Linked DNA regions of Homo sapiens: region 1 is linked to region 2. A link is an interaction called in ENCODE POLR2A ChIA-PET data of the cell type or tissue named here. Cell type or tissue: MCF 10A. All regions are shown on one strand.

Region 1 (4,000 bases), 180 kb after region 2:
GTGGAGCTTGCAGTGAGCTGAGGTCACACCACTGCACTCCAGCCTGGGGGACAGAGCGAGACTCCATCTCAAAAAAAAAAGTGAACTAAATGGACGGCCCTCAGAAAGCACCTTTTAGAATATTGCTGATCCTTGTTTTGTTTTTCAGAGTCAAAGAAACTTGAACTGTTCACGGCCTTTAATAATTGAGCAAGGTACTCTCCTGTGAACAAAATTTGGAGCATGTTTGTTTCTCTCCCTGGTTCCTCTAGAATTTGGAAACTATTTGTGAGTACTCTTATGGTGATACAGTTGGTTGCATCAGTGCAATAAGAATCCATTTTTCTTGGCCAGGCGTGGTGGCTCATGCCTGTAATCCCAGCACTTTGGGAAGCCGAGGCGGGCAGATCACAAGGTCAGGAGATTGAGACCATCCTGGCTAACACGGTGAAACCCCGTCTCTACTAAAAATACAAAAAATTAGCCGGGCGTGGTGGCGGGCGCCTGTAGTTCCAGCGACTCGGGAGGCTGAGGCAAGAGAATGGTGTGAACCCAGGAAGTGGAGGTTGCAGTGAGCCGAGATCACGCCACTGCACTCCAGCCTGGGTGACAGAGCCAGACTCTGTCTCAAAAAAAAAAAAAAAAAATCTCGGATACGCTGAACAAAGACAACTATCATTCCCATGCCCTCGGAGAGGGATTTAACCGAGACAGGAGATGGGGAGGCAGGTGCGGGACAATCTCATCCTAGAAAGACCGTCAGGGGGAAGCTCTTCTGGGCAGCGGCTCCTCAGGGAAGTTCTGCTGCCGCATTCTGATGTTACAGAAATGCTTCCTCGCCCTTCCTGGGAGGTGGTCTAATGCCACCCCAAACCTCCATCACTGACAGCCTCTCAGCATGGGGGAACTGGGTGTGAGGAAGCTGGGGAGGGCACTGGGGGAGGGTACAGGGGAAGAGGCACAGAGGGAGGACACGGGAAGAGGGTGTGGGGGAAGGACATGGGGGGAGGGCACAGGGGAAGAAGGCACTGGGGGGAGGGCACAGGGGGAGGGCATGGGGAAGAGGGCACTGGGGAAGAACACAGGGGAGGGCACTGGGGAGGGCACAGGGGAAGAGGGCACAGAGGGAGGACACAGGGGAAGAGGGTGTGGGGGAAGGACATGGGGGGAGGGCACAGGGGAAGAAGGCACTGGGGGGAGGGCACTGGGGGAGAGGGCATTGGGGGAGGGCATGGGGGAGGGTACTGGGGGAGGGCAGAGGGGGAGAGGACACCAGGGGAGGGCACTTGGGGGAGGGCAAGGTAGAGGGCACTGGGGGAGGGCACGGGGGAGAGGATACCAGGGGAGGGCACTGGGGGAGGGCACTGGGGGGAGAGGACACTGGGGGAGGCACTGGTGAGAGGGCACAGAGAAGCACTGGGGGAGGGGTTGGGGGCAGGGCTTTTGGGGGCACAGGGACTCTGGGGGGGTCTCCCAGAGGCGTCTCCTCTCCAGCAGCCCAGAACCAGATCCTCACTCTTGGGTGTCTTTGGGAACCCTCCCTCCTCTCCCCATGAGGCTGGAGGAGGCATCTCCAGGAAGCTTCAGATCCAGGACCTGCGACCTTGGGCACCCTCGGACCTGGGCATTTGCTGGTGGTTAGAGTCTTCCCGGGAACAGCGTCCTGATTCTCTGGGAATTCCAGGAATCAAGGGGCAGGCAGCCAAGGGGAGAGAGTAGAATGTGGTCAGACCACTCCTCCTGCACGGAGCACCGTCCTGGGGGCACATTGGAGGCTCCCCTGAGTCCAGGGCTCCGCAGAGCAAGCAGGGCTGGGCACGGCCATTGACAGGATTCCTGGCCGGGACAGGCACGGCCATGACGCTTAAGTCAGACGGAAAGCAGCAGCTCTGTGGCCGGAGGACTGAGAAGGGTCTGCAGATGCCGGCGAGATGCCAGCCCCAGTGCCAGCCGGTGTCCAGGTTCTTGACACCATCATGAGGAAGAATTCGGGATGAGTAGGAATGAGACAAAAGGCAAGAAGCTTTTATTGTGAAGTGAATGCCTGCGCACAGGAGAGGCACGGGCGTGCTCCGAGAGTGAGTCACACACAACGAGGCCTGAGTTTCTATTTTATGGGCTTTCCTAGTTAGAGGGTGGAATAATCATTAGATTTTCTAGGAAAAAGGTGACGATTTCTTAGAATTGGGGTGCCAGATATTTTTATACTAAATATGGGCATGGTTGGATCTGCCGTGACGCTGGTGTGTACGTGATTGTGAATGGCAGTCAGTGTGCAATTAGGTCTGGGGTGGGCACAGGTCAAGCCTAGTGCCACGGTGGATCCGGCCAGCCTCCTCCAACGTAGCCTCTCCTGCTTGTGGGGTCGAGGGTCTCATCAGTCCGGGCTCATCCCTGCCTTTGTGGCTCATTCTAACAGCTGCTTTCCGTGGCTCATTCTAACAGCTGCTTTCCATGGCTCATTCTAACAGCTGCTTTCCGTGGCTCATTCTAACAGTTGCTTTCTGTGGCTCATTCTAACAGCTGCTTTCTTGCTTTTCTGCAAGATTACTGTTTGATATTTCTCATTTCTCCTATGACCACCCAGCATTCCTATCTCATTGGCTAGGAAGGATTACTATTAAAAGTATTTTCTCTTTCTCTCTTTCTCTCTCTCTCTCTCTCTCTTTGAGGCAGGGTCTCGCTCTGTTGCTCAGGCTACAGTGCAGTGGCCTGATCTCGGTTCAATGCAGCCTCGACCTCCCAGGCTCAAGAGATCCTCCTACCTCAGCCTCCCAAGTAGCTGGGGCTACAGGCACTGGCCACCACGCCCGGCTCATTATTTTATTTTTGTGAAGATGGGTCTCACTGTGTTGTCCAAGCTGGTCTCAAATTCCTGGCCTCAAGAGATTGTCTCACTTCAGCCTCCCAGAGTGCTAGGATTACAGGCATGAGCCATCGCACCCAGCCCTAAAAATGCCATTCTTTCTAAAATTAAGCTATAACAGCTGGGCACGGTGGCTCACGCCTGTAATCCCAGCACTTTGGGAGGCCAAGGTGGGTAGATTATGAGGTCAGGAGTTAGAGACCAGCCTGGCCAACACGGCAAAACCCCGTCTCTACTAAAAATACAAAAATTAGCCAGGTGCACGCCTCTAATCTCAGCTACTAGGGAGATTGAGGCAGGAGAATTACTTGAACCCGGGTGGTGGAGGTTGCGTGAGGTGAGATCGTGCCATTGCACTCCAGCCTGGGCAACATAGTGAGACTCCATCCCCCCCAAATAAATAAATAAATAGAATTAAAATAAAGTGAAGCTATAAAGACAGTGAAATCCCAAAAGAAATACCAAGAAGATTGGCAAGTGAAGGGGCTCAGGGCAACATAACTGGATGTTCGAGGAGCACAGCCTTTTCAGGTGGAAAATAACAAGCTGGGTTGTGGATTCCACCAAAAGCAGAAACACATGCTGGGTAAGAATTTAAAATTAGCCTCATATTTTAAAACTTCCGAATATTATAAAATAGATAAATTAGAATTAGGTTAGCACAAGACAAGAACAAGAGCAACAAAACGACAAAGACTGAAGCAAACATTTTAGACTTTTTATCTGTGGTGCCTGCCTGTGGTGCCAGCTACTCAGAAAGCTGAGGCTGGAGGATCGCTTGAGCCCAGAAGGTCAGGGTACATTGAGCTACGATCCTGCCAGTGAACAGCCACTGCAAGCCAGCCTGGTCAACTACAGGAGACCCCATCTCTTAAAAAAAAAAAGCCTCCAAATATATGATTAAAAATTCCTAGAACCACAAGAAGAGGCTGCTAAGCCCCCACCATAGGAGGCCATTCCAACCTATCTCTCTTAATTACTGATAGCTCAAGCCCATACAAATTGACAAGTATATAAAAATACAAAAAATTAGCTGGGCGTGGTGGCGGGCGCCTGTAGTCCCAGCTGCTGGGGAGGCTGAGGCAGGAGAATGGCGTGAACCCGAGAGGCGGAGCTTGCAGTGAGCTGAGATCGTGCCACTGCACTCCAGCCTGG
Region 2 (4,000 bases):
GAACACCTGCGCCTCAGGTCAGTCAGAGGCTCTAAGAGAGGAAAACGCTGCCTTTCCTTACACACAGCCCTGCATCCTGTGTATCCAAAAATCAAGGACTTGAAGAAGCCATTTGTTTTCCAGAAAACCACACACCCTGACAATCTTTGTACACACTGAGCCCCCACCAATCACACTGGGCTCGAGGCTCCCCAGCCACTGTGGAAACAGTACTTGGATCCACATCTTAGTCAAATTATTAAAATACAGCAGACAAGGACAGGATCATAGTCCTCATCTTTCTCTCTTCCCCCACATTAATACATTATTATTTCAATGAAATGAGCCAAATTTTAAACCTAAACTACTTATGTACTCTTGCAAATTTTCTGATAATTTTTAATATAAATTCAAAACATAAATTCATTTTGAAGTTGGAATTTGAATAAAATCATTGTGGTTCAAATAAGAGACCAACGACGGGTTGTTACATTATTTTCTAACTCTACAGTGATGTTAAATTTAGTAGACAAATCTGAAATAAGCATTAATAATATTTCAGCCTTAGGACAGGCGCAGTGGCTCACACCTATAATCCCAGCACTTTGGGAAGCGGAGGCGGGACGGATCACCTGAGTTCAGGAGTTTGAGACCAGCCTGGCCAACATGGTGAAACTCTGTTGCTACAAAAAACACAAAGCCAGGCCTGGTGGTGGGCTCCTTAATCCCAGCTACTGGGGAGTCTGAGGCAGGAGAATGGCTTGAATCCAAGAGGCCAAGGTTGCAGTGAGCCAAGATCACGCCACTGCACTCCAGCCTGGACAACAGAGTGAGACTCGTAATAATACTTTGGCCTTTACATAATTACTCTAAGTTACGTGTGCTTTCAAGCTTATACATTTAATTTGATTTTTAAACTTAAAAAGAACTTGTATCATCAACCTGAACACTGAGCTTAAATTCAGAAAAAAAGATTTTAGGGCCAGGTGTGGTGGCTCACACCTGTAATCCCAGCACTTTGGGAGGCGGAGGTGAGCAGATCACCTGAGGTCAGGAGTTCAAGACCAGCCTGACCAACATGGATTAACCCTGTCTCTACTAAAAATACAAAATTAACTGGGTGCGGTGGTGTAGTGCACACCTGTAATCCCAGGTACTCGGGAGGCTGAAGCAGGAGAATCGCTTGAGCCCAGGAAGCGGAGGTTGCAATGAGCCGAGATCATACCATTGCACTCCAGCCTAGGCAACAAGAGCGAAAAACTCTGTCTTAAAAAAAAAAAAAAAAGATTTTAAACAATTTATCTGCATTTCACTGGTACCAATTCTTTATGATTTATTCCATTAACCTGTGTTACTGCCCTACACCACAAATTTGGAAATGATACCTTACAAAAAAGGAAGTGCTGAAATATCCTCTAGGTTAATAATTTAATTCACACCGCACAAATGCTAAACTCCCCTCTGTGAAAAAAGCCACTCATCCCCTTGTGTACTCAGTACGGGTAGAGAGTCCCAGGCCCATGAGAAGTCCAGGATACATGTTCACCTCGGTGGCCACAAGACTCTTCCCTGAGCACAAGTGGGAGGCCCAGCCTCCATCTCACTGCCCTTCTTACTCATCTCTACTGCAAGACTCATTCCTACTGTTCAAAAGGTCTGAATTCGGCCAGGCGTGGTGGCTCACAGCTGTAATCCCAGCACTTTGGGAGGCCAAGGCGGGTGGATCACGAGGTCAGGAGATCAAGACCATCCTGGCCAACATGGTAAAACCCCATCTCTACTAAAAATACAAAAATTAGCTGGGTGTGGTGGCGTGTGCCTGTAATCCCAGCTACTCAGGAGGCTGAGGCACAAGAATTGCTTGAACCAGGGAGGCGGAGGTTGCAGCAAGCCAAGATCACGCCATTGTACTCCAGCCTGGCAACAGAGCGAGACTCCGTCTCAAAAAAATAAGGTCTGAATTCTGGCCCTCACTGAAAGGTCAACTTATCTCCATGTTTATCATGTTAGCATGTGCAGAATTCAATTCAATACAAATCGTTCTGGCTGAATGGTGAGGAGAATTTTCTTTAAAAACTCAAAATCGGGCCAGGCACAGTGGCTCATGCCTGTAATCGCAGCACTTTGGGAGGCCGAGGCGGGCAGATCATGAGGTCAGGAGATCGAGACCATCCTGGCTAGCATGGTGAAACCCCGTCTCTACTAAAAATACAAAAAAAAATTAGCTGGGCGTAGTGGCGGGTGCCTGTAGTCTCAGCTACTCGGGAGGCTGAGGCAGGAGAATGATGTGAACCCGGGAGGCATAGCTTGCAGTGAGCCGAGATTGCGCCACTGCACTCCAGCCTGGGGGACAGAGCAAGGCTCCGTCTCAGGAAAAAAAAAAAAAAATTCCAAAAAACTCAAAATCTTGGCCAGGTATGTGGGAGGAGTGGTGAGATCATAGCTCACACCTGTAATCCCAGCCTGGAATGCAGTGGTGCAATCATAGCTCACAGCAACTTCAAACTCCTGAGCACTGGGGCAGGAGGATCGCTTGTGCCCAGAAGTTTGAGGCTGCAGTGAGCTGTCATCATACCAGTACACTCCAGGCTAGGTCACAGAGACCGTGTCTCAAAATCAAAAACAAACAAACAAAAACTCAAGATCCTCACAGTAGACGCAAACTTCCTTTGTTGTGACACAGTATTTTGTAAAAAAAAAAAAAAAAAAAAAAAAGTCAGATTAAAGGGTAGCCATTAGGACCCTACCATTGATTTCATACCGTCTACAGTATAAACACACATAAATAGCATTTTCATTTGAAAATTTCTTTTTTTTTTTTGAGGCGGAGTCTTCCTCTGTCCCCCAGGCTGGAGTGCAGTGGTGCGATCTCGCTGGCTGCAAGCTCCACCTCCAGGGTTCACATTCTCCTGCCTCAGCCTCCTGAGTAGCTGGGACTACAGGCGCCCGCCACCGCGCCCGGCTAATTTTTTTTTTTTTTTTGTATTTTTAGTAGAGACGGGTTTCACCGTGTTAGCCAGAATGGTCTCGACCTCCTGACCTCGTGATCCACCCGCCTCGGCCTCCCAAAGTGCTGGGATTACAGGCGTGAGCCACCGCGCCCGGCCTGAAAATAACATTCTTTAAAATGCTACTACCAAAGTTTAAGGAATATGCTGGTGCACCTTTCCATGCTAAGAAACAGAACAGCGCATGCACACACACACAACACGCAAGTCAAGAAGAAAAGCAACAGCTCTTACCAGCATCTCCAACAACCGAAAGCGTTAAAAATTCCAATTTGTAGGCCGGGCGCGGTGGCTCACGCCTGTAATCCCAGCACTTTGGGAGGCCGAGGCGGGTGGATCACGAGGTCAGGAGTTCAATACCAGCCTGGCCAAGATGGTGAAACCCCGTCTCTACTAAAAATACAAAAAATTAGCCGGGCGCGGTGGCAGGCGCCTGTAATCCCAGCTACTCGGGAGGCTGGGGCAGGAGAACCACTTGAACTCAAAGGGCGGAGATTGCAGTGAGCCAAGATCGCGCCACTACACTCCAGCCTGAGCGACAAAGTGAGCCTCCGTCTCAAAAAACAAAAAACAAAAAAATTCCAGTTTGTGTGGACAAAGGCTGTACTTGCAATGATCTAGAAGTGAGCCCCTGAGGAATAATTAGCATTTCCTAGACAGCAAGTTTGTGTTTCAAGCAGAGTAAACGATAACTTCATAAAACCACAGGACCAAGCTAAATTGTTTTGTAGCAGGATAGGCAGTTCCCTATCAGGCTGACTTAACACTCTACATGACCTTGTAATAATTCCTAATCAACTGTCTTTTTGTAGAAGTTATGCGAAAAGCATCTAGTTTTCCCTAAATTTTAAGGTTCAGAGCACAGATTGAAAATCCATCATGCTTGAAGCGTCTTCCAATTTGGCCTACTGAAAACACGGCAGGGAAAAAGGAGTCCTTCCTGCTTAAAACACCGCACTCTTGAAACAGCTCACTACTGAAAACGACTGAACAACAACAACAACAAAAGACAA

Evidence for each region. ChIA-PET counts read pairs that join two places held together with the same protein. Peaks named below come from ENCODE experiments on the same cell type or tissue, not always from the same donor. Only the 100,000 strongest peaks of a DNase experiment are listed, where the experiment ranks them.
Region 1: POLR2A ChIA-PET joins it to region 2 with 7 read pairs; 4 of 35 experiments call an interaction of 5 or more read pairs at or near these places.

What each region holds. Positions count from the first base shown.
Region 1 is chr17:82,337,326-82,341,325 of GRCh38, reverse strand. No RefSeq gene overlaps it. Among named protein-coding and RNA genes, the nearest start is that of SECTM1, 5.6 kb to the right of the region's middle. In MCF 10A, no CTCF peak of the experiment used is centred here; a DNase peak (open chromatin) is centred at 2,035.
Region 2 is chr17:82,520,736-82,524,735 of GRCh38, reverse strand. All of the region lies in intron 1 of FOXK2 (forkhead box K2), which reads right to left. Among named protein-coding and RNA genes, the nearest start is that of FOXK2, 3.0 kb to the right of the region's middle. In MCF 10A, no CTCF peak of the experiment used is centred here; a DNase peak (open chromatin) is centred at 2,455.